Linked DNA regions of Homo sapiens: region 1 is linked to region 2. The links are chromatin loops, found by intact Hi-C in ENCODE. Cell type or tissue: PC-9. All regions are shown on one strand. Each heading gives the region's core, and the rest is flanking DNA. Links, peaks and the distances in the headings are about the cores only. Region 1 overlaps PTPRO (protein tyrosine phosphatase receptor type O). Region 2 has its middle 14 kb from the start of EPS8.

The links. Peaks named below come from ENCODE experiments on the same cell type or tissue, not always from the same donor. Only the 100,000 strongest peaks of a DNase experiment are listed, where the experiment ranks them.
Region 1: it touches region 2 in a loop (4-fold over the local background); 4 of 110 quality-filtered maps call a loop at or near these places.

The regions. Positions count from the first base shown.
Region 1 is chr12:15,591,474-15,608,162 of GRCh38, reverse strand. It overlaps PTPRO (protein tyrosine phosphatase receptor type O), which reads right to left. Exons shown (of 27, transcript NM_030667.3): 26 at 13,106-13,226; 27 at 9,832-12,073. The coding sequence ends at 13,122. Among named protein-coding and RNA genes, the nearest start is that of EPS8, 190 kb to the left of the region's middle. In PC-9, for the core only: no CTCF peak of the experiment used is centred there; a DNase peak (open chromatin) is centred at 6,732; H3K27ac peaks cover 942 bases.
Region 2 is chr12:15,795,238-15,811,926 of GRCh38, reverse strand. It overlaps the pseudogene MRPS7P2. Among named protein-coding and RNA genes, the nearest start is that of EPS8, 14 kb to the right of the region's middle. In PC-9, for the core only: no CTCF peak of the experiment used is centred there; DNase peaks (open chromatin) are centred at 9,966 and 11,506; H3K27ac peaks cover 3,075 bases.

The DNA of each region.
Region 1 (16,689 bases), core at 2,767-10,766, 200 kb after region 2:
CCGAACAAATCTCACTTTTGCTGAGCTGGACTGCCAATGTCCCTTGCACAGCTACCCTGGTAGCTCTAGTCCACTCTCAGCCTTGTAGCAATCACTGTTTGGTAGGCCTCGGGTGATGTTGCCTATGCCAAGGATGGGGGGTGGATCTACTTACAGATTTCTGTGGCCACTCTGCACAAATCCGTCCACCCTTGTGCCCCTTTTTAGAAATTTCAGGCACTTCAGGTGAACTGAATTCTGGTCTTTGCCTCTTCAGTTCAGTGGGACTATCTTGTTCTGCTTGAATTATAGCTTGCTGCTCTGAGGTTGCAGAATTGTCCCCAGGCGGAGAGCCGACAAGTTTTCCTTATCCCAGATATGATAGTCTCGTACTGCTTGTAAAAGGGGACCAATAGATTTTATCTCTTTCCCTCTCCTTAATAGGCACTGGGTCATGGGAAGCTAATGTGAGAGGTACTCTAATCACTTAAAACTCTTCACACTTTTCTCTAAGAAAATTTATAGGAAATATGGGATTCACTTGTTTTCTAAAATTAACTTTATAGAGGCTGCACTAGGGCTTGGGTGGAGATCTCACCAGGTCTGAGTCTTCTCACTTTCTTCTCAATGCTTGCATAAGGAAGGTGGAACAACATTAGAAAATTGTAGAGAGCCCATAAAGGAGTTTATATGAAGACTGGTTGTTTCTAAGTAGGAGACAATGTTCATTTAATAAACATTTAGCACATGTTTTCTTTTAGAATTGGATATTCAAGGGAAAACCTGGACAGGGTCTCTGCCTTCAAGGAACGCACACAATCTAAAGAACCGTTGCAGTTTGCCTTATTTATCCCGGAATCTAGTTTTACTGATTTCTTAGGACAAGATTACATCCTAAAACTAGCAGTGCTGACTTCCCAGACACTGTAATTTTACGCTGTGACACTTAGTTTTTCCCAAAGGGCATGGCCTTAACTTAGTAACTAGCATGAAAGATGTTCAGAGGGTTGTACAAAGGGCCCTTAGGAATGGATTGGGCAAGGAAGGCATTTTATCTTCTGTAATACCACCTTTCTCTTGCATACTTATTAAAAAAACTAAAATAAAACATAAAATACTTATAAAGCCATGGTTGCTGCAAGTGACTTCCAGAGAAAGGGTGCATTCTCAGCAGTTCTGGGTTCTATATGGGAATTTCAGTTTGTATGACGTGTTTCTTTTTCCCCACGCATTCTCTCTCCATCATCTTTGTTCCCCAATCCCTTCTTTTCTCCTCCATTTTTAAGACCTACTCCCACATCATCTCACAGCCCCTTTACTTGCCTCTTTGTTCCTTTCTATCCTCAGTTGAGGACAGGAAAAGAAGCCAGTGTTCTGAGAGCAGTTTTTCGGGAAATGCTCAGTTGTTTTTTGTTTTTGTTTTTATTTTGAGTGGGGGGCGCACTTGGCAGAACTATCTTCTAATACCCAAATGTTCAGATTTATCTCATCACGTTTGTGAAAGAAAGGTTAAAAAATGAAAAGTTAGTATAATTCTGATAAGATAGCATTACTAAGAACTACACAATTAAACGTGAAGGTGAATTGGAGGAAGATGTGGCTATTACGTGCTCTGAGAGAACTAAGGTCCCGGATGTGGATTTCTGTATGAACTGGTTATCTTAACAGTTGAAATGCCTTCGAAAGAGCTTTGGGCACATCACCTTGAGCTTGGTGCTGGAAGGAGGTGTGCGATGAGCCAGGACTGCTGAGGGGCCCAGATGGTCCTGGTCCAGGCGGCTCTCACGGCTCTTTCCTTCCTGACTGTAGTCCCAGGCAGTTGGCCCAATTCCTGCTCCATTTCTGGGCTGCCTCGGGTGGGAAAGCTCTGCATATGGAGTAGAATATAATTTCCCCATGTTCAATCATTCCTGTTTCCTCCAAAAATGAAATGAAGGCCCTTTCAGCCCATGGAAAAATGGAATAAAGCACACATGCATACACACACACACACACACGCACACGCACACGCACACACAAACTGGCCAGAAATTGAAATCTCTAGATCTTTCACAGTTTGTCCTGTTTCATTGTTTCTTACTCTGAACTGGTACCATATGACAAGGCCTTCTGCCCTCCCATCTATTCTAAGGAAAGGGAAACAGGAACTGAATTCATGTGTGCTGAGCACTTTCACATATATCCCACTTTATAAGAGAGGAAATTGAAACCCAGATAAGTTAGGTAGCTTGTAAAAGATTACAAAGTGGACAACTGAATTTGGACTCAATTTCTTGGACTTCTATATATCATGCAAACTTTTTTTCTCTCATGTATTATATAGGTCAGTGTATACAACAATTTAAGCAGAAAAAGCACTTTTTTAAAAAATGAAATTTTATATAGTATGCCTCCATATAACACAGGTAAAATCAGCACTGAAGATGCAGAGAGGAGTCCGGGAGCTTTATTTGGAAATCTCTGGACCTTGGAACTCCAGGTCCCATGAAGGCCCTTGCGGGTGGACATGAAGGTAGACTGGACAGTGGTTGTTCCAGGCAGCAGTTGAACCAGGAGATATAATTCTCAGTTGCAAAGGTCATTTGCATCTGTGGGGAATTTCAGATGACTGACCACCTCCTCAAAGCGCTATTTTGTTTAGATAGAAAAATTAGCTTTGGACGTTCTCTCATAGGTCCACATTTATGCTTTGGAATCGACATTACATAAAATACCAAGAAATCAGGGCAAAAATTACTGGATCTTAGTCTCAACCCTGCTCGTAATAGCCAGGCCCAAACTAGGAGTAGATATACATTTGCTTCAAGTTAATCTGTGGTGTGGTTTATTCAGTAAACACAACGACAGTGTCCTCTCCAGCTCTTAGGAGGTATGTGGGAAAAGGATTGATTTGTCTTTCACTAGTGAAGGAACCTAGCAGCAGAGCTATTGGAACATAGGCTAAAAGAGGCTAAGACAGGTGCCATGAGCTGTTGCTAGCTCATAAAATATAGCTCTTCTGAGATCACACCACTGCACTCCAGCCTGGGCGACAGAGCGAGACTCTGTCTCATACACACACACAAAATACAGCTCTTTGCAAGGTAAGCAGGTCATGGTGTTAATAGCCTGTAGCAACCTCGTATCTTGCAGTATATAAGTAAGGGCGCACTTTTTATTAGGAAAACAGCACAGGGAAGTTAGTCTATTGCCTCATCTCCAAAACCAATCTTATTATAGGATGGAATTTGGAAGTCTGGGTAATTTGTTTCATTTGCATTGCAGCAAATGGAAAAAAAAAGAATGAGAAAATGACTATTGTTATACCTTGGTGACAGCGCAGTGGATTTACAGAACGCAAATTAAAACAGATATCTGAAATTGCCTGGATGCTTCCAAATTCTTTTATTATTTTTTCCAACTGAGTTTTCCACCCCAATATGTGACATGTATGTGCAAACAAAACTTCTGCCTCTTTTTTTTTTTTTGACGGAGTTTTGCTCTGTCGCCCAGGCTGGAGTGCAGTGGCGTGATCTCGGCTCACTTCAACCTCTGCCTCCTGGGTTCAACCGATTCTCCTGCCTCACCCTCCCGAGTAGTTGGGACTGCAGGCATGCACCACCACGCCCAGCTAATTTTTTTATATATATTTTTAGTAGAGACGCATTTTCACCATACTGGCCAGGCTAGTCTGGTGTTGAACTCCTGACCTCAGGTAATCTGCTGGCCTTGGCCTCCCAAAGTGCTGGGATTACAGGAGTGAGCCACTGCGCCTGGCCAAACCTCTGCCTCTTACGGGAGCTGCTGACTCCAAGTGTGGCAGCACTTCATGGGTTGGGTTGTTACTGCTGCTCTGGGAGCTGACCTTGTGTAGGGGGCATGCTCATGCTAAGGGCGCCCATGTGGGACTGAGAAATCAAAGGGGCACACTCACTCTGTAGATGTCTTGGTACTGAAAGGAGTAGGTGGGTTTGGTGGCCTAAATGCACTAAGAGAGGGAGAGATTTGGAAATTTGAAGAATCATACTGCATTTATGCTATGCTGACTCTGCCAGGTTTTTGGCCGGTGCTTTACACAACCAGTTATAAGTTTTACCACAACTTGAAAACGTAGATATTATTTTTTTATTGTGGGAACACTTAGGCTGAGAAATAGTAGGTGACTTCTCAAGGCCACACTGCTAGTCAGCATAAGAGCACAGAGTTCTGTGACTCTGAAGACTATACTTTCTCAATTATGCCATTCTGTACCCTCAGACCACCAGGCACCATGCCAAGGGCTTTACATTTAATCCTCAGTGCAGCCCTGTGGAGGAGGCTCTTATTATTGCCATTAACAAACAAGGAAACCAGTTCACAGAGGGATTAAGTGGTGCTCACAAGCGGTGTCTGTTCACGCCAAGCATCTCTTCTTAACTTGACCCAGGCGTATGTACATATTAAGGTTTGTACAAATTGGCTGTCTTGTCTTAGAAGCAGTCAGCTCTCTAGATATAGTTTTAGTGCAAGGAATTTGTGCAGATTATCTGTACAGCTGCAGACATCTTCATGGAATGTAAATTAGGTGCTGACATTGCTTTTCTGGGAAACCCGCTAGCATAGATTACATACACTGGACATAAAACACACACATTGGTAATACATTTGCTAGTAAAGAATTGGAAATCCAGGCCTGGGAAATCCAGGACTCTTATCTGGAACACTAGCTTCTGCTTTTGCATCAAATGCCTATGACACAAGGTCATCCACATTGGGTCACAGACTATACCTCTTTTATATTCCAAGGTCTGTGACTGTGAGGGTAGCTGCCAGGGGAGGGGGTTCAGGTGTCACCCTGGAAAAACCCAGTCAGTCTAGGTCAGATACCAGCTTCAGATGCTCTTACCAAGTCTATTGAAGACTATCAGGATGGCCCTTAGAGACTGTGGGAGATTGGCTTGTAACAGGGTGGTATGTAATGTACTAAACTATTCCTGGTATTGTTTTCAGATCCTTACACATGTTATCTTCTGATGCCCTATGCAATGGACTGAATTTGCCCCCAAAATTCATATGTTGAAATCCTAATCCCTAATGTAATGATATTAGAAGGTGGGGCCTTTGGGAAGTAATTATATCATAAAGGTGGAACCTTCATGAATAGGATCAGTGCCCAGATAAAAGGAACCCCAGAGAGCTCTCTTGCCTTGTTTCTGCCATGTAAGCATACAAGAAGGCAGCTGTCTGCTACCCAGAAGAGGGCTCTCACCAGAACCGACCATGCTGGCATCTTGATCTTGGACTTACTGCCTCCAGAACCGTAAGAAATATTTAAAGCCACCTAGTTTATGGTGCTTTGTTACAGCAGCCCTGACTAAGACTCCCTATGTGAAAGCTACCATCAGGATGTCATTTCATAGATTAGATGACTGAGTTATATGTAGTCAGGAGCAGAGACTTAGCTCAAGCCTCTCTTCAACCACAGTCCCTTATTCTAAGCCCCTCTGCTCTGCTGTCCTGCTGGACCCTGTCCTGTGTCACTTCCCAAGTTCATTGGTTAAGGGGCAATATGATCTAATTTGGTTTTGGACATGAAGGAACCTTTCTAAGACCATCCTGTTTTATATTTATAAAGGATGTAGTGGTTACAGTTAACTTTTTCTAGTTTAAACTGCCCTTTGAACTTTTTGGTGCTCTTAGAACTGAACAAAAATATTTCGTGTCAGCTGGCTTTGAACTGTGACCATGGCCCTGGAACGCACCAGGACACGCACAAAATGTAAAGGATTGGGTTGCCCAGCATCACTCCAAACACCAAGCCTCATGGGCTCCTGTATGTGTGAGCTTTTGTTGATGTGAAACCACTTTGGGGTATATTGTTAATAGGAATCCAGGAGTCTGATTCAGAGGCAATGGCCTAGTGTAAGGGTAAGAAGTTCTAGTGGGTGTCCTGAGTCATGGTCTTATGATGGGGTGTGAAAAGCAATGACAACCAAAAGATCAGGAGAGATCTAACCTGGAGGAAAACAACTTATAAAGAAGAATTCATATATTTCTGTTAAAAAGTTTATTTATTAAAGGAACCATTATTGCTTTTGTGGCCTTTCCTGAACCCTTGTTTTGCATTGTGGGTTTACTTTGCTCTGCACTGCTTCATCTTTAACTGTCTTCTGGGAATTTTACTGGGCAGTCACACACCATTGCTCTGAAAACTTCCTATTGTAACTTAGATGGAACATTGTTGTAAAGGTTATCCTTGTGCTGCCATATTAGTTAAGGGCAGGTTGATTGCTGTAACTGACAATGACCAAGTTTCAGTGACAATGCAATAGAAATCTATTTCTTGATCACATAATGGGCCAATGCTACCAGATATCCCTGCCCCAAGTGGTGATTCAGGGACCCAGAGTCCTCCTATCTGTGGCACCACCATCTGTGTTGGGGTAGAGGAGAGGGAGAGAGAGAAAGAGACATACACACATTCACAGTCACACACACACAGAGAGAGAGAGACAAGAAAGAAGAGGGGTGGGGGAGGGTGGAATGGAAGGTTGCTCCTGGGTAATTTTCATGGTCCAGAGGCCAGGAAGCACACATTCCATTGCCCAGAACTCTGCAAAGGGTCTTGAAAAGTAGTCCCAGTATGCTCTGTTAGGTTTGCAGTAAGAGTAAATCCACTAGATTCTGCTGAGTGATACATGAGCTGGAGCTGTTTGTGGACATCTTAAGAGAAATGGTCCCCTTGGAAGGTGCCAAGAAGAATAGGTTCAGAAGGCAGGGTGGGAGGATTAGTCATCCATATGGGCCCCAGTGACTGATGCATACTGGGTGTTTCATGTTTGCTGAATGAGCAATGAATGTTCCTCTTTAGTATTGCTTAATGTGGCCCTATAGTTATTAGTACTTTAATATAGTAGTATAGTGTTTCCTGACCCTTCTAGAAAAAAAAGATCACCTATCCTTCCCTTGGACCTATATTGGATACTTTTTGTGTTTCTATCACGGTGTCTGTTACACTTTGTTGCCCTTATTTTTACTTCTGATTTCCCCTATTAGAATGTAAACTAGAAGCAAGAATCTTGTTGCATCCATCTTCATAGCCATAGCCCCTTCTACGGTGCCTGGCATGAAAGGTTCAATAAATAAATGATTTTCTTAGAAGGTTAGAGATTTACCATTTCTCAAATTGAATGTCTGCCCTCTATATTAAACACATTACCTGGAGATGAATCTATTAATTCCATCCTACTGCACTTTATCCATGCTAAGTATGAACGAGAAACAGCATGAAGTTGTGGGGGAAAAGGTTTAGGGCTGGGCAGAGCTGGCCGGGAATCCTGCTTCTGCCACTTTCTAACCCTGTAGTTGTAATTTAACTACGCTGCCTCTTCACCTTATTGTCTCTCAACTTCGTCACCTGGGAAATGAGTATTCTCACTTCCTAATGATGTTTTGAAGTTGAGGATATGAACATAAAGGGATTAGCACATTAGAAAGAAACCCCCATTGCTCCCTGAGTCAGGTGCCATCTCCTTTGCTGCCAAGTGAGAAGCCAGTCCGGTATTCAAAGCAGCCACAGAACCTGATCTTTTTTTTTTTTTTCCAAGATGGGGAAGTAGATTTGGGCTTCAAGCCTATGCCCATGAGGGGCACAGACTCATACATTCTTAATATTAGTAAGGTCCTTGGATGTGTAAACAAAAGAAAAAATGCTTTGCTACCTTAGAAGCAATTCCTCCCTCTAAAAGTGTTCTGTAGAAAAGAATTAGCCATCCACCAGGAACACGGTGGAGGAGACTCTTGTTATGAGCAGGAGGGCAGGACTAGTTTGGTGACTCTCATCAAGCAAGAGCGATCATGTCAGGCTTTCTAGTGGTTTATGAGTAAAAAAACAATGAACATTTGTTGTTTCTGTTATATAAGCCATTGAGGAAAATATTGAACATCATTAAATATGATGGCTGGTGAGTATGTCCAGAAGATATGTTGACGAAGTTTTGGAAGATATAAATAAAAATGTTGAAAAAGACTTGGCTAAGGCTTTCTTGAACATTCCAACAACAGTATTAAAACTGATTATATAGCCTATTTTTAAAAGCCTTCATATTTGTGCTTACCATAGGGCCTAGCATATTGCAAGTGGTCAAGAAACCTTAGATGGATTGATTGAGTGATTCCTACAATATGATTAGATAAACACACATTTGTTGACTGAGTGATTCAATAAATGACTTCCTTTACTCCAGATTTAATAGCCCCAGTTTTCCCAGGTTTTGTTATCATAACCTGTTATTTCTCCACATTTCCGGTGGTTCTAGTGACAATGTCTGGACAGCCTTCAGTCTGTTCATGACCCTCCTGTAATGCAACTCCCAGAGTTAAACCTTATACTTCATCTTTAATCCAGTGACCCACCAGGAAAAGGCCTTGTGATAATCACCAGATAAAACTAAAAGCAAAAAATCTTACTGTTCTGGAAGGCCAGGGGTCAGAGATGTCACAGCTGAAATTTCCTTCAAATGGTTCCAAATGAGGCTATTAAAAGTCAGGGGTGGAAGTCTGCAGGTTTTGCATGTTATATTTTGTTGCTTTATAACCCCTTTGGCCAAAGTGAATGTTATAATCAGCGATGGGCATGACTCTCAGACTTCATCGCTGTGCCAAGTACCAGACTAGAGATCTGTGAGCTAGGAAGCGAGCCAGCTATTTGAAGCACATTACATCAGACATTTCCTGAGGTGTAAAGGAAGGCCTCCTTGCTAGAAAGCAGGGAGAATTTTGGCTCTTAGAGGTTGGACTCAGTAACTTTAACTCCTTGGCTAAGGGCCAATCCTCTAGCAAGCAGCTATCAAGTAGCCTGCAGAAAATTCAAATCCAAAGCATCTGATCCTGCTTTGCCTGTTGACACCACAGCCTCATTTGAGAGCTGTGTCACCTTTTTGGGAGTAGGAACAGCTTTTAGGAAAGGAGAGACATTATAAAATCTGACATTAAAAAAAAGTAGTAACTTTTCTAGTTTTACATTTTGGAGGCAATGTTGTCTTTACAGTGGGAAATTGTAGACCCCGAATTAAAATGCTTTTCCAAAAAATGCTGTCATCCATCACTTTTTTCAAGTTAAACGAAATCATCATATGAAGTAATGGATATACTGCTGTCAACTATTACATTTATTAATTAGATCCTAATGGTAGTTTCTCAATTAACTTCATAAATTATCTTTTGCAGCCAAGGAATTTGATCTCAATAGCCCTCAAGGCCTGGTGTGGTGGCTCACACCTGTAATTCCAGCACTTTGGGAGGCTGAGGTGGGGGGGTCACCTGAGGTCAGGAGTTTGAGACCAGCCAGGCCAACATGGTGAAACCCTGTTTCTACTAAAAATACAAAAAATTCGCTGGGCGTGGTGGCACGCACCTGTAATCCCAGCTACTCAGGAGGCTGAGGCAGGAGAATCGCTTAAACCTGGGAGGTGGAGGTTGCAGTGAGCCAAGGTCACGCCATTGCATCAATACACCCCAGCCTGGGCAACAGAGAGAGGATCTGTCTCAAAAAAAAAAAGAAAAAAAAAATAGCACTCAAAATGAAATGTTTTGTAACGCTCAAGTTTTTAGATCTTTTTGTGTGCCATACAGGCTATTATGAACACATGCACTAAGGCCCCTGTGTTCTTTTAGAACAAAGCATTACTCAAATGAATTTTAAAAACCCTAGTTAATAATACAGAGGCTCTGGAAGCCTCCCTTCTGAATGCTTAAAGTTGGGTCCTGGTGTGGAAACAGAACTGGTTAGAGTAGCCTTACGGAACATACATGAGAGAACAAGACACAAAGCACCTTTGGGTCAATTATCGTATCTGATACTTCTTATACCTGTTGCAAGATATGGAGTTATGATTAGGTCATTCTTCAGTTTATTAACTGAGACCCAGGAGAGATAATTCCAAAGTCATTATCAGGATTAAACAAGTCTTTTGACAGACTGATGCCTTTTCCATCATAAACTCTACAAACTGAAGAGCAACAGTGTTCCAGAGAACAGTGTGACCTTCCTGTAGTTTTGACTCTAAGCCTTCAGTCTAAACTCTGGATACTTCCTCTTTCCTTTTGGGAAAATTGATCTGGCACTATTTGATCCCTACCTTGAAAGGGTGCTCAAGAAAAACATAAAATATTTATGAAGTGCTTTGTTTCATGGGAAGCAATGTTCCAGGATGCAAAACTTCTGTATGCTCTGAGCAGCAGTGTTGGAAACGTACTTCAGCTTACCATACATTGTATCAGCTCTTCCAAGGTTGCACATTTCACTCCTGACTGCCCATGTGTGAAAATCTAAGAATGTCACACATCCCTTTGCCACCTTTCATTAACCATGTTTGTTCCTGAGAATGGTGCGACACATTATTAAAATGTCCAAAAAGGGAAATAAAGGAGTCGGGGGTGAGAAGAAGAGGAGGAGGTGGTAGCAGGGAGGTGAGTAGGAACTGACAACCCCTGAGGAGCCCAAGCTGTTAACCTGCAGGGTATGGGCATCCTCTGCCATTCACCCTGCAAGGTGAAACTGAGACTCACTGGCCAGATCTTGCAAGAAACTCTGCCAAGGTCTGCCATGGCCAAGCCTTTTCAGTGACAAGAGACGGTGGGGTGCAGAGCTGTTCATTTGGCATCCTTCACCAACACTAAGGTCACTGATAAAATATTAAGCTGATCTTATATCTGTGGCTTCATGAAGATGATCAGGGATGGAGGGAAGCCAGGGAAGGGGCAGTGTCGGGTGCATGAAGAGGAGCAAAGCCTCCTGGAAGCACACACACGGAGGCTCACAATAGCCACAGTTGCCACAGGGAAGCAGCCAGCTTGTGTTTACTTTCAACTCAAAGTGTTTTCTGTTGTATATCCATGTCATCACCTCTTATTTATCAGGAAGTGACACAAAGTAACAGGCTTCACAATGCCATCAATGTCATTTTGACAGCATTCATGTCACAATACACAATCATGTACTGTAATTATACAAAATCCAAAGAATAAAATGTTACTAGTTACACTCGTTAAAATGAAACTGACAACCAAAAGAATAACAAAACAAAAAGAAATCTCTGTCAGAATCCATAGAGACATTTGACAATATTACAAAAAAAAGTAGTCAAATAATTGTCCCAGCATGCTGCAGTTCATTGCCATAACTTCATAAATTCCCAGCTCTTTGGGGGAAAGAAAGTGCGTTTTCACAGCCTATATAGTTCTTAAAGAAATAGCTCTCACATGTATGCAGGTCAACAGAACAAGGAATGCAAAGTCTAGGCACCACGATTGCTCAGACAGCAACAGAGTTCAAAGAGTCCAACTTGACACTCTTCTGAACCAGATGTGGTTTCTTGAGAAAGAACTTGGACAGTAACATTAGTCCAAAAGGGCCAAGGAAGAAACACCAACTGTTAATAAGGAAGAAAACCATCAAGAACTAGAACAGTTAAGACAATTTTTTTTCTACTCTACTTTGAAGCTGAATTATAGCTTGAATAGTAAAAGATTACACAGTTGATCTGTGGGTAGAACCCCTCTCTTCCCTGACCAACCTCCCCAATCCAGATCCGGTAATGTTGGAGTACAGATAGTGCTGGCTCAATTTCTTTGAAGTAGAATGACCATTTCTTCATGTGTGGCCATGCCTCCTTTTAATAATGAGGTATAATCTGATGCTAACAATGCCTGTTCCTTCCTGGGTTATGGGGCTGATGAACGGTGTAGGCAGAAAACAATTCAACTTTCTGATAAGAATCACACACACACAAAAATTATTGCACTGAAAAACAAACACTTAAAAATAAAAAACTCAGCCCAACCAGCAAAGGGCCAACTAAACTCTTCGGAAGTGCTGTACTTCCTGCCCTTTGGAGAGCGTCTTGACCTTCCTGGTGTTCTGTTGAATTTGGTCCATTATTAAATGTCCCGAAGTGAAAGAGTCCAAAAGGACACTGTAGGCTCTTTAAGGCTAAGTCTTCCCGGTGCTTCTGTGAGATAAATTATCTCCTTGGCCACATATTACAAAGCAGGGCCTCTGTTTAGAAAAATGACCATCAGGGCCCACTAAAACAATCTGGAAGCAAGGGAGGATGGGCGCACATCATGTCCTCTCCTGTGAATGAGACAAAGAAAGACAGTAAGCAGCCTGGTGTCACAGCAATCTTCTATTGCTCCACCACTGCTCTCACTATGCTCAGTCTCACAACCCATGCAGATGTGGGTTGATCTGTGCATCTTTCTCTGTGTGCTGCCTCCTTTCTGTGGGTCTGAATGTCTTTCCCTCTCCCAGCAAATTTGTTTCTCTCTGTCTTTCTTTATTTTTTATCCTTCCTGCTCCATTGTGCGCTCTGTCTCTCTTGATGGATGTAGAGGTGCAGTGCTAATCCTATCCTTCCCACTGGTCCATATGCTTCCCAGACTTTCATGATTCTCCCATCATGCACCACTGTCATCTCCCTACCCTGTCATTGGCTCCTCTTCCCCCAGTATAGTCAGACACTCTACAGTCTGTTTACTGAACTAAATGGGCAGATTACTGTTACCTCAGCCAAGTTTACTTACACCTCCAAAATCTGATCTCGTAGTCAAAACTGGAGTACAGGACGTTGAATATGTTACAAGTGTCTTCATGAAGCTCTCAAGTAAGGGCTCACATAATGGGGGAGACCAAGGTATTTTCAGACTCTGCTATCCTGAGACTCTATTGTCACTGTTGTTTTTGGTTTTAGGAGTGTCCAATCCAGCTCATGTCTTTTTGTAACCCCGTATACAGCCCTTGTAATCAATAAAATATTTGCACAAGATATCTAGATAGATTTGGATGGTAGTATCCTGATATTACAGGCACAGATCCAATAACAGAATAATTTAGGGTTCTGGGTAGAGGGAATGGAGGTAAAGTCATCATGATGTGCAGAAGCTCCTGTTTGTTGCCAACACCAACCAAGGTGCATTGAAACTCAAAGATCTGCTACAGTACTTGTTTCTCCCTGTGACCACCCATGTGAGGCCAGGAGCTGGGAAGAAATACTCATGTGAAGTCAGAGTCAATACAAATGGCTACTGCTGTCTTTTGTCCCATCCATCACATCCCCCTCTAATAGTTCTAAGACTGAGCACTCGTGGAGAGCTCTTCTCCACTTACTGCTCCGGATTCTGAACTAGGACTTGCTAACATTCTCGTATATGACATCACTGATGCAGAACTGCTGCTTCTTCTTCATCCACATCAGTTGCACACACTGATGGATAAAAATGTACTGCTCCTGGAACAAAAGACAAAAACAGGTTTCAGAGCAGACATGTGCAAAGATATAATATTTTATACTATGACAATTTTAATGATCAAGATCTGGTGTTAAAGGAAACCATTTTCATTATTTACAGAGACACAGTTTTATAACTAGAAAATCCAAGAGAATCAACTGTACAAGTATTTTGATTAATAACAGAGCTTAGAACATCATGGCTTTTTTAAAAAAACAGTGGAATTTTTTTCCCCTAACTTTATTGCAGTATAATAAAAATTGTATATATTTAAGGTGTACAATGTGATGACTTGATATACATATATGTTATGAAATGATTACCACAATCAAGCTAGTTAACACATTCATCACCCCAGATTATATATATGTTTATATATATGTGTGTGTATATATACATATATATGTATGTATATATATTTGTGTGTGTGTGTGTGTGGTGAGAACACTTAAGATCTACTTTCCTAGCAAATTTCAAGTATACAATACGGTATTATGAACTATGTTCACCATGCTGTACATTAAATCATTATTAATGCTAAAGGAAATGAATATTCAATCAAATCATGGGGCTATTTTGAAAAAAAAAGGATATCCCATTATCATACACCAAAGCAAATTCCAGGTAATTTAATAAATTGTCTTTAAAAATACAGAGGAAAATATTGGTTAATTTCTCTCTGATTCCTTTAGGAAAGGAATTTCTAAAATTAAGAGCAGTAGAATACATTACAAATAAAAATCTCAATCTACTGTATATTTTAAAAAGTTAAAAAGAATAAAACACAGGGTAAACCACAAACTGGAAAAGAAAAATATTTTCTAGAATTATGACAGAATATTGATGCCTTTATTTTTGTGATAAAGTCATTCAAATCAGTAACATATACAAATAGACAAATAAGTAAAGGACATCAACCACTAGGCCAAATATTCCCTGGAAGTTAGAAACTATGTCTTTTTATTCCTAATGCTTAGCACTTAGCTGTGTTTATTAAATGATTTTTGAAGTAAACTGAGGAAATATTAAAATATGCCAACAATAGTCAAGTAATACAAAGTACATTGAAATAATTATTTTCTATCTATGTAGTGGACAAAGCTAGAAGGAAAAGAATAATATTTAATGATGACAAGTTTGTTGAGGCAGTCCATTTTACCTATTGTTTGTGGAGGTAGAATTAATAAAGTGCTAATAAATGGTGTGGACACAGATAATAGTAAAAAGTGGAAAATAATCCAATTTAATGTTCTATAAAAAGGAGATTGGTTTAAGTATGCAATAGTGTATCTTTAATGAAACATTAGTCTGTCCTTAAAATGAGATTTATAGAGTTGTAGGTAATTTTTGATACTATACAGGCTACATAGTAAAATCCTAAATGAGAAACTACAATGTAAATAGAATGTAAAGTAACACACATATATACATACATATAATATGAGCACAATCATGTAAAAGTTATACTTGAATGAAAGCCAAAATGAAATCACCAAAATATATCTTTCTGCCAAGAAGTAAGGGTAATTTCACAGTGTTCCTCCTTTTTCTTTGTTTCCCAGAGTTTCTCTATAAGTAATAGCACTAGAAATAACATTTAAATGAGATCCGGTCAAAATATTCATAGGATTTTAAGAAGCTTCCTGTGTAACAACTTCATACAAAAAACAAAATTAATATTTCGAACATCACTGGATTGATGCCTCAGCCTAACCTGTATTTTTCAACACGGTTTGGAGAAAATATATTCCCTTTTGTGGTGATGGTATCCTATCAGTGGCTGAGCTACCCCTTGTGGTCATCACACATGGACACCTAATCCATTGCTTCTGGTGTTATGTCAACACAGGGAATAGATAAGACCAGAGATTGCCTGGACATTCAATCTGCATCTGCTTAGTGGCTACATTTTGTATCAAAACAAAAAACAACCAAACAACAAGACCACAAGAAAAGTAAATAAAGACTATTTATGGAGGGACTTGTCCTTGAAAGTCCCGAAATTCAAACTGCAGATCAAGAGGATGGGCTGCTCAAAGCAAAGCCCCAACTGACCTCCAGGGAAGGATATTAGAGGAAAACCAAACAAAATATTCGATAAAAATAGAAGAGAGGAGAACATCATTCATAAGTAGCACTTCACAGTTTCAAATCACTTATCTAGGTTATATTATTTCCCATCATGTCTGCTTTACAAAAATTAGTGAAAGTTATCATTCATATTTTACAGAAGAGAAATGGGAGCCTTGAGAGGTGACATGACTTGTGCAGCAGTAAAGTGGAGATTCAGGCTCCCCTCAGGGTCTGGCATTCTTTCTAAATACGCCTCTACTTGCGTGAAGAAGTCTATGAAGTGTGTCTGGTCAGGTGAGGAAGAGGAAGAGGGCAGGTCACAGTGCAGTCCAGGCAGCATGTTGCACCTGGAGACATGGCTCATCCTATCAGCTACTTCTGCAATTTTTTGGGTGAGGTGGAATGGTGGGGTCAAGGCAATGTAGAGAAGGCTGGAAAATTAGATACCAGTGATGGGAGGAAATATGGTCTATGTGGGTTGATTATATACATAAAAACAGAGCTCAAGTGGAGAACCATTTCATTCTCTTGAAAATCATTAGCGTCAAAGGAGTACTCTAGGATGATACATGTGAAAAGAATAACCTTTTTTTACTTTGTTCTTTCCTTGTTAACTTTTGTGACCTGGCAGCAGAATTTGAATGTGAATGGGCTTAAGGAGAATCTTAGGCAGATCAATCTGTATTCAAAATACGGGATGAACCATGGTAAGCAGAGGAACAAGGAAAAAATAAAGGTAAATGAAGAAGATGTTCTAGACATAAGTTAAAAAAAAAGACACAGATAAATAACTGGAACTGGAAAACATCCACCAGGAAGTCCTGCGGGAATCAAGGGTCAAGCTAGAAAAGTTGGAAAAAGTAAGTAACCCGGGGAACCTCTGCCCCCTTTGCTGACTTTGAACTCCCCATGAGAGTTCAGGGAAGGGATACTGCACTTTATTTTTTATTTAATTATTTCATAATTAATTTTAATTAATTATTTTATGGGGTTTTTTTTTTGAGACGGAGTCTTGCTCTGTCACCAGACTGGGGTGCAGTGGCACGATCTTGGCTCACTGCAAGCTCTGCCTCCCAGGTTCCAGCGATTCTCCTGCCTCAGCCTCCCGAGTAGCTGGGACTACAGGCGTGTGCCACCACGCCCAGCTAATTTTTGTATTTTTAGTAGAGAAGGGGTTTCACTATGTTGGCCAGGATGGGGATACTGTACTTTAAAAAGGCTGTGTCCGCGGAGATATCAACATAAAATGCTGGCATAAACAAATAAAACAACCAAAATTTAGGGTAAAACATTTAGGGAGAAAACAAAACGTTTTCTTGGCTTTGCAGAAAGCGACATGGTGGCTGCTTGATAACCACCCAAAGAAAGATAATGACCCTAAAAATGGGA
Region 2 (16,689 bases), core at 5,593-13,592:
AGGCCATGTCTAAAATGTTTTGGTAATATGGATTAGTTAAGATAAATATTATTGTTTTCATTTATGTCACAGACCTATGTGTTTTCTTAGCAAATCAATTTTTGAGGCAGAGCAGATCAGAAAGGAAGCAGTTGTTTAGAGTTTCAAAACATCTGGAAAGTTATTCTGGCAATAGAGTCAAATCCACTAGCAAAACAGATGTTTTCCACTGTGGCGGGAAAATGCAACTTTCTTATATGTGTTGCATATGGTCCAAATCCATTTCAGAAATAACACCCCACCTCTTAAAGGGCCTTGGGACCACAGTGCTCTCATGGATTCTGCCAATGTAAGCATGGTGTGTTCGAAAGGCAATATTTTATAATAATCTTTCAATCTTGTGTTTTATGAAACAAAAGAAAAAATTTAAAAAGTCTAGGTTGCCTCTCCAAGCCCTCAGTTGAAAAGTTAAAGTTGGGTTAAAGCCAGTTGGTAACCTTTGGAAGGACTTCTGGGAGCTAGGAGTGAGGAAGGACAGGAGGTCAGGAGAGAGAACTGCAGCCTCAGAGTTCTTCTGGCTTTTTCTCCCAGAAAAAGCAAAGAGAAGCTTCTTCCTACTAAACATTTGGAAAGAGTATCAGAAACTCTTGGAGACAAGACTTGTCAAAAACTCAGAAACTGTTGTGACCAGGAATAGAGGAAATTGATTCCTTCAAAAACTCATTTAGGGAAAATGTTTCCTTTTACAGAAGACTTTCACATTCTCACATACAGAAGAATTTTAACTATTAGATGGTATAAAGCACATATTCTAGTTTTTTTTTAGCCCTTGTAAAAATAGAAGTAAAATTTTAATAAAAAGCATTTGCATCGGTCATTTGCCAATTAATTGTTTTAAGCTAAAATGTTCCGTATCCTAAAAATTGAAGACTTTCCAATGGAAAATTTTCATGGTTTAAAAATTAGGTTTTCAGCATTCTTGATTAAGAAAAAAATAAAAATAAGGAGAAATAGCCAGGCGCAGTGGCTCACGCCTGTAATCCCAGCACTTTGGGAGGCCGAGGTGGGCGGATCACGAGGTCAGGAGATCGAGACCATCCTGGCTAACACGGTGAAACTCCATCTCTACTAAAAATACAAAATATTAGCCGGGCATGGTGGTGGGCGCCTGTAGTCCCAGCTACTCGGGAGGCTGAGGCAGGAGAATGGTGTGAACCCGGGAGGCGGAGCTTGCAGTGAGCGGAGATCGCGCCACTGCACTCCAGCCTGGGCGACAGAGCGAGACTCCATCTCAAAAAAAAAAAAAAAAAAAAAGGAGAAATAGAAAAACGAATGGCTTTTTAATTGTATTAAATAATGTAAAAATATGTTTTGCCAAGAGTAAGATGGAGGAAAGTATACTTGATTAAGCTAATTACATGGTTTGGAATCATCAGGGTGGTCAATATTTGAAAATGTTGCTCAATTATATAGAGAAGTACTTAGTTTGTCCCAGAGGCTGAGTATTCTAAAATATTTTATAGTTTTAAAAGCCTGTTCTGTAAAGATAAAGGATGCAAATCATTATTTAGATTTAGAGATATTGAGATTTCTGCTATTATTTCTAGAGAAGGATTGCCTGCTGTCACAAAATGTTTTAGATCTCTTTATAATGAGGTTCCACTGTGGTGTAGGCTACAGTACTGACAGAGATTATTTGTGCTCTGTTCATCTCAGCTTGGTACATATGCCTGCCAAAATACGGTAACTACAATTATGAATGCTGGGATTTGGATTTACATGTGTCAGGGAAAATGTGAATTAAGTCAATTATTGATACTAGGCAGCCACATTTCATTTCCAACTTATTAACATTATAACCTGATCCACTTATGATATCATCACCATCTCTGTTTACTCTCATTCTTGTCTGAAGCTAGCTCATCAGGAATTTCAGAGAGAACACCTTTGAGCCTGAAACTCTTTAATTATCACCTGGTTCCAGGGAACTGTGAGCTAGAAAGATACCATACTTTAGAGAAAAACATAAAGATCTCTCTATGAAGATTATTTGCATTTGTCTGAGAGATAATGCTATTCATCCATTGTATGGAGGAGTGCCCAGAATAGAAATGAGCAAGGAGCAAAGATTTGCTAAGTGAATAGCTCTCTAATTCCTTTTGAGACCTGTCTTCCAGGTGTAATGTTACTTTGTCTGAAGTATAGTGAATTTCCAAAACTGGGGATATACCAATTTTGGTAGGTGCCAAAACACATCTGAAAGCTGGAAAAAATGAGTTCTATATTTTTTGCAGCCGTCTCTCCCCTTCTTATAGCCCTACTAGGGGATAATTGAAAACTGAGGTAAGGATAGGAAAAGGAGTAACTGGAGATAGGAAAGTGCAAAAAGTATGAAAAAAATAGGAATACGTATAATTGAAGCAGGTGTGCTGAGAAAGGGCTTTGTGCAGTGATGTAGAGATAAAATGAGGCTCTGGGGTAATTTCTGGGATTGACATGCATACACTGCTATTAGTCTATCTAGTTACTAGTCTATCCTTCTCTCTTGCTCATAGGAAGAGAAGGAGAAAAGAAAAAGTTTAGCATAAGTGAAAGATACCAGGTTCGGAGAAAGCTGAAGTGTTTCAAGGGATATTTAGTAGACAGAAAATTGCAGAAAACACTTACACGAGTGATTACATTAGTTTAAGATGTATTGTGAAAGAAACATGGCTTTTTTTTTATAACCGCCTGCACTTACTTTTTTTTCTTTGTGTGGAAAGAGGGGCAGAGAACAGAAAGGAAAAGGCAATGGAGAAAAAGAATATGAACCCAAGATAACCTTGACTCTTTCTTTCCTAACCTTAGACAGGAAAGCAGAAACATGTCATTAGGCCAAATCTAAAGACAATAAAAACTTTAGATTTCTCTTTAGGCCAAGAAATGTCACAGACCAGCTTGGGAAAACATTAAAAGCTCATGAATTAAAACGATATTAGAATAAATAGGTCTTTGGGTTTCTATTTAAATACCTCATTAAAAGTGTAGTAAATGATTTTTTCCAACTAATTTTATCAAGTAAAATCTTCCATCTGGCTTCACTGAGAAAGAATTTCAAAGTTGTGGAATAGTAGACTCAAAGCTGGAAGGAATCTGTCTTTTTATCCAACCCCCTCGTTTTCCTTGAGCAAATTCTACAGTGTAATGTAAACAGAATCTATCGAGCCCACATGCTCCAGACTTGCTCATTAAAAACACAAAACAGCTTCTGTCACTCCTATGTTCCCTTCCAGCTACTAGTCTATCCTCTCTTCCTAGCTAAGCTCCTTGCAACAGCAGTTTACCTTTGCTCTCTCCACTTCTTCACCTTCCTTTCAGCTTCCCAGGCCACAAAGCTGCCACTCCATTGAAATTGCCCACACTTAAATTCCCTCAGAAAGCACACTCTCCCATCTGTGCAAATAAATGTTGGCTTTGAAGCAGGACAGTTGGGTTTCAATCTTGCCTCTCTCATTGATTTCCTGTGTCACCTTAGGCAACTTCACCTCTCTGTGCCTCATTTTCTCATCTGTAAAGTGGGGATAATAATAATCCTTACTTTACAGGGTCTTCATAAGAATTGACTAAATTAAGCTATGTAACCTGGTCAAAACGGTGTCTGGCATGTTACTAAAATACATTTCGGACTGGGTGTGGTGGCTCACACCTGTAATCCCAGCACTTTGAGATGCTGAGGCAAGAGGATCTCTTGAGCCCAAGAGTTTGAGCTTGCAGTGAACTATCATCCTGCCACTGCACTCCAGCCTGGGTGACAGAGGAAGAGCCTGTCTCAAAAAATAAATAAAAAAGGCTGGGCACAGTGGCTTATGCCTGTAATCCCAGCACTTTGGGAGGCCGAGGCGGGTGGATCACCTGAGGTCAGGAGTTCGAGACCAGCCTGGACAACATGGAGAAAACCCGTCTCTACTAAAAATACAAAATATTAGCCAGGCATGGTGGTGCATGCCTGTAATTCTGGCTACTCAGGAGGCTGAGGCAGGAGAATGGCTTGAATCCAGGAGGCGGAAGTTGTGGTGAGCTGAGATCACGCCATTGTACTCCAGCCTGGGCAACAAGAACAAAACTCTGTCTCAAACAAACAAACAAACAAAAAATTAAAACAAACAAAAATAAATAAAATGAAATAAATTGTATTTTGAATACTTAGCTTTCACTATGTTTCTTGCTACATTTGTAGTTTTACTGTTAACCAGTTCACTCCTTCCAAGCTCCCTTCCATCCCTCCCTCTTCCCTGCTTTACTTGGTTCAGTTTTCCTATGTATTTGAGTCTCTCCTGTGGGCCAGGGCACTGGGACTAGTGAGCTAGACAGCACACTGCATGTTTTCATGGGGCTTGAACCCACAGTTTTCATCTCATCACCCTAGTAGCTGCTGCTTCTCAGTTTTCTGTGGAGGCTCCTTTTCTTCTTTCTGCCTCTTGATTTCTTAAATGGTCCTTACATTTTGTCTTCTTATTCCAGTAGAACATTCTGAAGATGAAGACATCCATGCTATACCAAATCTGTCTTCTGTCTTGACTATACTCGTAGGCCTACACTTTACGCTACATATTCGTTGTCTTCACCTGTTAAAAAGGCACTTCAATCCCAAGATCTCCAACATGGAATGGATTACCTCCCCACTGTAGTCCCCTTGCCTGGTTTTACTCAGTAGCCGATGGCACTGCCACCCATCTGGACACCCATATCAGAATCCTCTTTCCTCTTTGACTCCTCCACATCAATCATATGACAATCTGGCTTGCTTCTCAGATGTAATCTCTCTTCTCTACTCTCATGTTTTTAGTTCAGGCCTTCATTATTTTTCTATTTCTTCATGGTTCAATCTTGGTAGGTATTATATGTCCAGGAATTTATTCATTTCTTTTAGGTTTTGCAACTTGTTGGCAAATAGTTGCTCATAATCATCTCTAATTCTTTGCATTTCTGTGGTCTTAGTTGTTATGTCTCCTTGTTTATTTCTGATTTTATTTATTTGGTCTTCTCTCTTTTTTTCTTTTTCTTTTTTCTTTTCTTTTTTGAGACTGAGTCTTGCTCTGTCGCCAGGCTGGAGTGCAGTGGCATGATCTTGGCTCCCTGCAACCTCTGCCTCCCAGGTTCAAGCAATTCCCCTGCCTCAGCCTCCTGAGCAGCTGGGACTACAGGTACGCTCCAACATGCCCAGCTAATTTTTTGTATTTTTTGTAAAGATGGGGTTTCACCGTGTTGGCCAGGATGGTCTCGATCTCCAGACCTTGTGATTTGCCTGCCTTGGCCTCCCAAAGTGCTGGGATTACAGGTGTGAGCTACCGCGCCTTGCCCTTTTTTCTTAGTCTAGACAAAAGTTTGTTGATTTTGTTTATCTTTTCAAAACATCATCTTTCTGTTTTATTGATTTTCTGTATTTTTTTGGTCTCAATTTCATTTATTTCTGCTCTGACCTTTATATTTCTTTCCTTCTACTAATTTTGGTTTGGTTTGTTCTTGCTTTTCTAGTTCCTTGAGGTGTATATTTAGATTGTTTATTTGAAGTCTTTCTACATTTTTGATATAGGCATTTATTGCAATAAATTTCCCTTTTACTGCTGCTTTTGCTGTATCCTATAGATTTTGGTATGTTGTATTTCCATTTTCATTTCTTTCAAGAAACTTTTAAATTTCCCCCTTAATTTCTTCACTGACCCACTGGTCATTCAGGAGAATGTTGTTTGATTTTCACGTGTCTGTGTATTCCCTGAGGTTTCTCTTTTTATTGATTTCTAGTTTTATTTCATTGTGGTCAGAAAAGATACTTGATATGATTTCTACTTGTTTGAATTAGTTGAAACTTGTTTTCTGGCATGAGATATGGTCTATTCTGGAGAATGTTCCATGTGCTGATGAAAAGTATGTGTATTCTGCAGCAGTTGGATGAAATGCTCTGTAAATATCAATTAGGCCTATTTGGTCTTGGGTGTAGTTTAACTCTGTTGATTTTCTGTGTGAATAATCCATCCATTACTGAGAATGGAGAGTAAAATCCCTTACTTTTATTGTATTGCAGTCTATATCTCCTTTTTCATCTATTAATGTTTGCTTTATATACTTGGGAGCTCTGGCGTTGGGTGCACTGATATATAAGTGTTATAAAATTGTTATATCCTCTTGCTGAAATGACCCCTTTATTTGTTTTTTGTTCCTGGAACACCAATAATTCCTGGATTTGGTCTGTTGAGGTAATTTTCTGTATCCTGTGGGTGATCTTTGTTCCTTTTCACTATGTTTTCTTCTTAATTCTTTGACTGTGTACTTTCACATAGCCTGTCTTTAATGAGGGAGGTCTGAAAAAGGATATCCTATTAATATGGAAAGGATTGTTAGGGGTTTGTGCCTAGGGGGACCAACCTGTGGAATGTACCTCCTGCTGCATGGTGCTGCTGATTGGACACTCTGATTTGGTGTTTCCTTTTTTTTTTTTTTTTTTTGAGACAAAGTCTCACTCTGTTGCCCAGGCTGGAGTGCAGTGGTGCAATCTTGGCTCACTGCAAGCTCCGCCTCCTGGGTTCACGCCATTCTCCTGCCTCAGCCTCCTGAGTAGCTAGGACTACAGGCACATGCCACCACGCCCCGCTAATTTTTTTTTTTTTTTTTGTATTTTTAGTAGAGATGGGGTTTCGCCACGTTAGCCAGGATGGTCTTGATCTCCTGACCTCGTGATCCGCCTGCCTCGGCCTCCCAAAGTGCTGGGATTACAGGCATGAGCCACTGCACCCAGCCTTGGCATTTTCTTTTGCCAAGTTACAGAGCAGAGTGTCCAGGGCTGGGGATGGTAGTTCCACTTCCCTTCCTTGTGTCTGGCAGCCCTCAGGGATATTTCTACCTACAGCACCTGGTATGCTTCCTGTGGTTTGAGGCAGGGACAGGTTTCCAGCTAGGGAACCCAAGATGATAGAGAAGCTTGTTGCCCACCTTTATCTCACTTTTCCCGTGTAGAAACCATGAGTAAGGGAAGTTTTCCACACTTTTGGTGCCAGGAAGGAGGAAGCATGTGCTGGATATGGAAGTCTGATTTTCTTACTCTCTGCTCAAAGTTGTTTCACTTTTCTGTGGTCTCGGGAACTATCTCCTCCTCATATTTGAGTTCTGTATATTGCTAGTGATAATCTCAGCACTATATATTTGTTTTTGTTTTTCTGTGGGGTTGTTGAGGGGAAGGGGCTAAGGCCATTTTGGAGCCTGATTTTTCTCTTTATAGAAGACTAGCCTTTGAGATTTCTCTACTTCCTACCTTCCATTCCATCAATCTATCCTACACACTTTCTTTTTTCCCCCTCCAGACAGTTTTAGTGAATGGTAGTACTGTACCACAAGGTATACCAGTTCAGTGTGAGAATTTTCTAATAAATCTTTTCTAATACCTAAAACCGCTTCCTTTTATATCATCCAAATGTCCAAAATCTTTTCTAATACCTAAAACCGCTTCCTTTTATATCATCCAAAGGTCCATCCCAAGCTGAGCGAAGAGAAGCCTGGGTCCTAAGTTTCTTGGACGACGTTTCCAAGACAATGTGCTCTCTCTTTACAAGGAGAGGGGGACAGAGGGAGAGCAAATTTTAGCCTCAAAGAAAGAAGGATTACCAGGCAATAAATATGCTGCTCCATCCTTCTCATGAGGCCTGCCGGCCCTTAAAAAGGAACTACATCCTTAACCCACAGCTATTTTTTGAAGTGGCAGTGGCTCACAGTATTTCTTGCAGTGGAGGGCCCTGAGCTCCTTCTGGAATCTCTACCGCCAGCAGTAGTGGGCCAGGGCATGGTTGGCCTTGACCATCTTGTGCATGTCATGCTTCCTCTTGATCACGGGGCCCTGGTTGCAAAAAGCCTCCAGCAGCCCATGCGACAGCTTCTCTGGCTGGCATCAGCATCCCCTGGTGCCACTTAGTGATCATCCACTTTATGGCCAGGAAGTGGTGATATTGGTAGGGTGAGGATCCAGGGATCCAGGAGAAATGGCCTCCCTTGAGGATGGGTATCAGCCCAATCACAGGCTCATAGTTTTTCACTGCCTAGTTGAAGACGGTGTAGGGCAGGAGTTCCCAACCCCCAGGCCATGGACCCGTGGTAAGGTTCATGGCCTGTTAGAAACCAGGCCACACAGCAGGAGGTGAGTGGCGAGCAAGCAAGGTGAGAAAGCCAGCATTACCGTCTGAGCTTCACCTCCTGTCAGATCAGCAGCAACTTTAGATTCTCATAGAAGCACGAACCCTATTGTAAACTGCACATTCGGGGATCTAGGTTGCATACTCCTTATGAGAATCCAGTGCCTGATGAAATCATCAATCCCTTCCACCCCTCTCCCATCAACCCCCTCTCCCCTGTCGGTGGGAACCAGTTTCTGGTGCCAAAACGGTTGGGGACCTCTGGTATAGGGGTTGTGTTCAATGGTTGCCTGTTCCCCTGCAGAAGCATCATGGTACTTCTCATAGCTTCCAGAACCTGAGTCATGAAGGATCTGGCTAGTACTTTGTTTTCTCCCTTCATCATCATGTTGGTGAATTTACTGATTGTGGGGTCTTCAAACACAGAGCTCGTTGTCATTGTTGGAGCAGCTTTGATGAGCTGAGTCTCCTTGAGTTCCTGATCATTCTTCTCCTCCTCAGTTACTTCAGCCACTGGCTTGCCATAATGTTCCTTGTCAATCAAGGGATCTCTGAATTCAGGACCCTAGCAGCTCCACCTCACCTGAGTTAGCCCTAGAAGCTGCAAGACAGTCTGCCGCAAATCCAGCACAGGCCTGCCCCCTTACACGCTTTCTTTTTCTTTTTTTGAGACCAAGTCTCACTCTGTCACCCAGGCTGGAATGCAGTGATGCGATCTTGGCTCACTGCAAGCTCCGCCTCCTGGCTTCCTGCCATTCTCCTGCCTCAGCCTCCCGAGTAGCTGGGACTACAGGCACCTGCCACCACGCCTGGCTAATTTCTTGTATTTTTAGTAGAGACAGGGTTTCACCATGTTAGCCAGGATGATCTTGATCTCCTGACCTCATGATCCTCCTGCCTCGGCCTCCCAAAGTGCTGGGATTACAGGTGTGAGCCACCATGCCCAGCCCCCTTACACACTTTCTAAAGCACAACTCTGTTTATTAATTCAACCATTTATTCACTCATTCACTCATTTATTTAATAACATGGAATATAAACACACTGTGTGCCAGGAACAGATTATTTTATTTCCCTCTTTAAGTTCCTTTAACAGTGCCTTGACTCCTTGTTATTTGTGTCTATGTACATTCTGTGTTCCTGCCTCCACCTCCTGCCCATTCCCTTGATAAACTGCTACATGTTCTTCATAACTCAGCTCAAATTTCTCCTTATTCATTCATTAAACTCTGCCCAGCACTGGGGATATATAGCAATAAACAAAACTGACAGATATCCCTGCTCTCACAGAATTTACATGAGGGAAACAGACAATAAATAATTGAACGAGATCTTCAGATTGTGATAGGTGCTGTGATAAAAAAGCAATGTAATGCAATAGGGAGAGAGAGAGTGAGTGAGTGTGTGTGTGTGTGTGTGTGTGTATGGGTTTAGGCAGGGTAGGAGTATAGTTTAAATAGGGTGGTTCGTCAGAGAAATCTTTTCTGATGAGGTAGCACTTGAGCTGAGAACTGAATGAAGTGAGTGAGCCATGTAGCAATCTGGAAGAAGAGTGCTCTAGGGCAAGGGAAGAGCAAGTGCTAAGGCGCTGTGGCGAATGCATGTCAGAGCGCTGGAGGAGCAGCATGGAAGTTGGAAGCCATTCAGTGAAAGGAAGCACAGCAAGTCTCTGTGATGTCACTGCTGGTTTTGCACAGCAGCGTCAGGCACTCATTTCCCTGTGCTCAGGTAGCACCTGGTATTAAATTGTACTGGTATGACATGGTATATGGTTGTCATTATTTGTTTATGCTTGTCTAATTGCTAACAACACTGCATGCCCTGAAGGGTGGGGACCATTTTGTACTTTTTTTTTTTTTGTATCCCCAGGGCCCATCCCTGTGCTTGGCAGGTACTTGGACCTTTGCTAAATGGGTGAGTCAGAGGCCCTCAAGATGCTTTCTTATGCTTGAGTCACCTGATTGGGTTTCTTTGTTCTTACTTCTCCTGGTACTCTTCTGGAGTAGGGCTTTCATTACCTCTCTCTCTTAACACTTGATACTGATGTTCGACCAGCTTTGGCTACTTCCCTCAGGGAACCTTGAGTCTTGGACATTCCTGTGTTGATTTCTATTTGTGACCCTCTACTCCTCCTCAGATTTTTTTTTCTTTCTTTTTTTTTTTTTTTTTTTGAGACGGAGTCTCCCACTGTCTCCCAGGCTGGAGTGCAGTGGCACGATCTCGGCTCACTGCAAGCTCCGCCTCCCGGGTTCACGACGTTCTCCTGCCTCAGCCTCCCGAGTAGCTGGGACTACAGGCGCCCACCACCACGCCCAGCTAATTTTTTGTATTTTTTTAGTAGAGACGGGGTTTCACCGTGTTAGCCAGGATGGTCTCCATCTCCTGACCTCGTGATCCGCCCGCCTCGGCCTCCCAAAGTGCTGGGGTTACAGGCATGAGCCACTGCGCCCGGCCTCCTCAGATTTCTTATGTGTTGCAGGGATAAGTATGGCCTGTGTGGGCATTGCCGCTGAAGGGCTCTACATGTTGGAGCTGTGGAAAGGCTCACACTGACAGCAGTAATAAAGGAAGATAAATGCAGAAGGCAGGGGCAGAATATGGAAGGACTTGCAAGTTGAGCGATAATAAAAATATTGGCAATTGACTGTTATTGTTTACAAAAGTCATGCTGAGATTCTACTTTTAATATTTTACAAATACTTCACTATTTATCGTCATAATCTTTTTTGTGCTAGAGTGAATAAGTTTTAAACTTTAGCTTATTTTTCGATGACCAAAATGTCATATATATATATTATAATAATATGGTTTTATAAGATGTCAGATCCTGAAAATAGATGACATCTATAAAATGAGACAATGTATCTCTCTCTTTTTTTCTCAGAGTGGGGAGTGTTGGGTTTTTTTTAAAGATAAGTATCTCAAAAATTGCAAATACAGGTGCGAATCACTAGCAAACAAAAAAGCCTCTAAATGGTTGAAATAGCTTTTATCATGAATATGAGCAAAGTTTATATACCTTATTATAAAACAACTTTTGGCCTTCTGATGTAAAACCTACTTACTCTAATTTCATACATAATTATAATGTTAGTATCTATTTCATTAAGTCACAGCAGATTAAAAGTGATAAATTAACAGGACAGGAAAGGTGGTAGAGGAAATCACAGCAACAAAACAGACGGGAGGATGCCAGATTGCATAGAGGCAGGAAGACTTAGAGAAGCAGACCTCGAGTCCTCAAAATGATAGCCATGACCTCTACATCCAAGACAAAACAACTCAGGCACCCTTTTAGTCACTGTTACATAAGTGCGCAGTGACTTATCTGCAGTATCAAAACAAAAGATTCATTTTTTTTTTAAGTTTGTTTGGTTGGGTTGTTTGTTTTCAAATTCCATTTGGTAGCAAAGCCTGACTTGTCTTGTACTTGTTTGGCAGCAAATCTTATCTGAACTGATGTGAGGCAACTTAGGAAGTTCATTCTAATTTGTGGGAATATGTTTTGCTGCAGAAATAATGTGTTAATTACAGACCTTATTTGGGGTGGGACGAATATATGGTATAAGTACCATGTTCCCTTTACAAAATTAAAAACATCTGGTTGCAAGGGTTTTGATTAAAGGGTCGTGTACCTCTGTAGTACAGTCATGAATGCCCAGAATGATGAGTGTGGTTAATAAGATCAGAAATGCATCCTTTGGCCAGGTGCAGTGGCTCACGCCTGTAATCCTAGCACTTTGGGAGGCCGAGGTGAGCAGATCTCTTGAGGTCAGGAGTTCGAGACCAGCCTGGCCACTATGGCAAAAACCCGTCTCTGCTAAAAATACAAAAATTAGCCGTGTGTGGTGGCACATGCTTGAAATCCCAGTTACTTGGGAGGCTGCGGCAGGAGAATCGCTTGAGCCCAGGAAGCGGAGGTTGTAGTGAGCCAAGATTGTGCCACTGCACTCCAGCCTGGGTGGCAGTGTGAGACTCTGTCTCAAAGAAAGAAAGAAAGAGAGAGAGAGAAAGAGAGAAAGAAGGAAAGAAAGAAAGAAAGAAAGAAAGAAAGAAAGAAAGAAAGAAAGAGAGAGAGAGAGAGAAAGAAAGAAAGAAAGAAAAGAAAGAAAGGGAAGGAGGGAAGGAAGGAAGAAAGGAAGGAAGGATGAAGGAAGGAAAGAAGAGAGGAAGGAAAGAAATGCATCCTTCATACAATAAAGTGAAGAAAATACTTTGAAAGCTTTGCATTTAAAAAGTGTTCATTAAAGTGGTACGAAACTTAATGTTTTTGGAAAGCCAACAAGTGTTTATAGCACACTTTAGAGATTCTCTCTTTCTTTCTCTGTGTGTGTGTTGGGGGTTGTGGATGTGTTTCTGAGTCCTTTAAGATGAAGTTACATTTAAAATCTGTGGGATATATTTGCTCTTGCCTTGCCCAAACTGGGATTTCTTAGCAACCAATGAATTTTTGATTAAAAAAACCAAAGCAAAAACGAAACTGGGATTTCTGTGCTGTGATCAGGAAAATGATCTTTAAGGTTGTTGGAATTACCTTGAGCACAAGTGATCTCGGTGAGATAGGTATTGATAAATGTGCATTTGCATTTTAAAACTTTCCAAATTCGTAATAGGAGTTTTCTTTCGTTTTATTTTCCCTGCTGAGGATTCTGCTGTTAAGGAAGAAGAAAGTTTGGGTGCCAACTAAAGGAAACAGTGTCTGTGTTTGCAATGCCAATGAGCTTACCCAGGGGGAATTGTTAAATAGCCTAAGGATTATTCTAGCTCAGCAATCCTAAAGATACAAAAATGCAACTTTGGACATTAGGGATGGGAGTTTTAAAAATCTGCCCGAGTTCTAGCAGGAGTAAAGAATTGAGAAACATGAAAAATCCACAATGAATAATAAAATATTACTAAGTTAAATTTTCTCTGCCACAAAATAATACTTTTTTGTAGTATTAAAAATGGCTTAAAATTCAATTATAGAAATAAATTAACTGAAATAGTGAAAGTGACTCCTATTACACTGTCACCCCTCTCCCATAAAATACTGGTAGAATGTTGGCTTATATTTATTTGTTATTCTTTTTTATATAAGTTAATTCATACTACATAATGTATTGCAACATGCTGTCTCCCCCCACCTTAATAAATATATATCTTGCTGTCTATCCTAGCTAGTAGTTAATGTCACCACCTCATTCTTTTCAATTGTATAGTAGAATTCCACTTTAAAGCTCTACTATAATTTTAAACAGATAGTTTTTTGAAGATTCCCCCCCCCCACAGTTATTTTATTTTCTTCCCTTTTCATTCTCATCTGCTTTTCTTTTTCTTTCTTTTTTTTTTTTTTTTTGCTTAGGCACAAGTAGGAAAATAAAAAGCCTAGATCTGATTAGAAAAAGCTGTAAATAGTGAGATAAGTGCTGCTCATAAATGGCAAATTTCCAGTTCTGCAGAACAAACAGCACCATTCTCTCAAAAAGATAAAACAAATGTCTCTTTTGCATTTTAAGGAACATTCAGCTGTTACTAGTAAATGGATCAATAACTCTCAAATTCAAAAATTAAATTTCTGTTAGTTATACAGAACATTAAAATTGCTGGAGGAAATCAACCTTTTCATAAAAACCATAAAAACAAACTTTCACATTTAAAATTGGAAACAGAATACCTGTGCTCTTGTTCAGAAAGGAGTTTTTTTTTTTGTTTTAAATCTACAGAGCTCATCAGTCATTCAAAGGTCAGAGATAATAGGGAATGAGACATTCTGATGACCTGAGTCCAGGTAAATAAGAGAATATGACTGGAGCACTTTCACCACAAATTAGAGCAACAATTCCATTGTCCTTCTTCCGTCATTCTGTCTCATCTCTTTTAGCCTTTCCCTAGCCATGGCTGTCTCCCTGCATTAAGGTCCTCCCTACCGTATGCAATTCCACAATTTTTCTCCCAGGAGGGACAAGAATAGTAATTAAGATGAGCACCGATGATTCACCTTACAATACTATTGCAACTTATCTGTGTTAGCTTCCTCATTTCATTCCTTTCCTGCCTTTCAGAGGTAACTACTATTCTGAATTTTGTGATAAACATTCCTTTGTTTACAAACAAATTTTTAACAAATGTCTGCTGCTCCTAAATAATAAATCATTTAGTTATGCTTTTCTGAGCTCTCTAAAAAGGATATCTTATCATGCATAATCTTCTATGACTTTTTTCACTCAACTCTAAGTTTCTAAGAGTAATCTATACTGCGGAACATAGTGGTTGCTTCCTCATGTTCACCGCTATAGAATATTTTGTTAACAGAATATACTAGAATTTATTTCTCTTTCTTGCAGTTTTACATATTTATAAATTTTATTATTATGATTTCTTCTTCTATTCATACATTATTGGGAAGTCTGTTTTTTTTTTTTTTTTTTTTTTTTTTTTTTAGATGGAGTCTCGCTCTATCACCCAGGCTGGAGTGCAGTGGTGGGATTTCAGCTCATTGCAACCTCCTCCTCCTGGGTTCAAGTGATTCTCCTGCCTCAGCCCCCGAGTAGCTGGGATTACAGGCATGTGCCACCACACCCGGGTAATTTTTTTTGTATTTTTAGTAGAGACGGGGTTTCACCATGTTGGTCAGGCTGGTCTTGAACTCTTGACCTCGTGATCTGCCCGCCGTGGCCTCCCAAAGTTCTGGGATTACAGGCATGAGCCAGCATGCCGGGCGGGGAGTCTGTTTTTAAATCCCATTTAAATTAATCTTTAGAAATTAAAAAGTACAATTAATTAAAATTTCATTTTAAACTTAAATGTTTTAAAAATTAGTCGGCTATTGATTTCTAACTGTACTGCCTTACAAACAGATGAGTCAAGATCAGAGGTCAGTGAATCACCACCCTATGGGCCACACTTGGCCTGTCACCTGTTTTTCTACAGCTGGCAAACTAAGAATGGTTGGTACATTTTAAATGGTCAAACAACACAAAAGAAGGATAATATTTTGAGGTCTGTAAAGATTACATAAAATTCAAATTTAGTGGGTCTTACATTAATTGGAACATAGTTAAGGTCATTTGCTTATGTATTGTCTATGGCTGCTATTGAGTTACACAGTGGCAGAGTTGTGTAGTTGCAATAGAGACCACTGACCTCCAAAACCTTAGCTTTTGTTATCAGGTCCTTTACATAAAAAGATTTTTAACCCCTTTTCTAGATGATGCAAATTCTCAGAAATGTATTAAGGTATGCTGGTTAATTTTTACAAATATTTCTTATGGGTTTGTTGAGTATGTGTATTCTCTAATTGCTATATGCCACATATGTATTATATATATGATATATACATATATCGATAGATATAGGTCTCTATATAAGTAATCTATATATATATTGAGAGATAGAGATAGATATAGAGAGATATCAATAACTTAACAGTGGTTGAATGGGTGTTGAAATAGCTACACTATGATAATGAGTTTTTCAATTTCCTCTTGTAGATTTTATCATTATGTGATGACCTTTTCTAGCCACAATAATGCTTTTTTATCTTGAAGCTCATTGCGTGTGATGTCAACATAGCTATACCAGCTTTAATTATTATATAATTGATATATCTTAAGCTTTCCACGTTCTTATGTTTGTAAATAACATATAGCTATATCTTTAAAAACTGCCTTGACTCTGTCTTTTAACTAGAAAGTTTAGTCCATTTATATTGTGATTATTTACATGCTTGAATGTTTTTCTCCTCAGTCTTTACCTTCTATCTATGTGTCTCCTTTCCTTCTACATTTCTTTTTTCTTGCTTTTTTGTGGCTTACAGAGGAAGATTGATTGTTAATATTTGTTTACCTCTTATTCTTTCTCCCTTCCTCTACTGGTTTGGAATTTCTACATCACATTTCCGTTCTTTTAGAGTCTTTAAGATATTGTAGAGCATAATGGTCAAAACCACGTTCTCTGCTTGAATTCAAATCCTAGCTTCATCACATACTAACTCTATGATTTATTATCTTTGTGTGTGTGTGTGTTTACCTGTAAAATTGAGGTTGTGAAGTACCATATGGATCATTTCTGTTAAAATCTTATTGTGAATATTTTTCTTAAGGACACTTAAAATTAATATATTAAACTCCTCAGAACAATACAAAAACCTTAGAATGATTTAACTCTAATTATCCTCCTTCTGATTTGTAAGTTATTCTCTAGCATTTAAACTGTGTCTTTTAAGCCTCACAATTTCATATTATTTATTAATATTATTTTGTACAGACCAGGCCTCTTTATATTAACCCAAATGTTAATCAGCTTCTTTGTTCACCATTTTTTCTTGTATTCCAGTATTTCCTACTGGGTCACTTTCCTTCATCTGAAAGTGTACTTCAGAAGTTCATCTAGTGAAGGCAGTGAAAAGAATAGTTTTTAATCTAAAAATGTCTTAATTACATTTTTGTTCTCAAAATATAATGTTTCTGGACACTAAATTATAGGTTGACAGCTATTTTCATTCAACATTTTGAAGATATTCCACTCTCTTCTGGCTGCCATATTGCTGTTGAAAATTATTCAGTCTACTTGT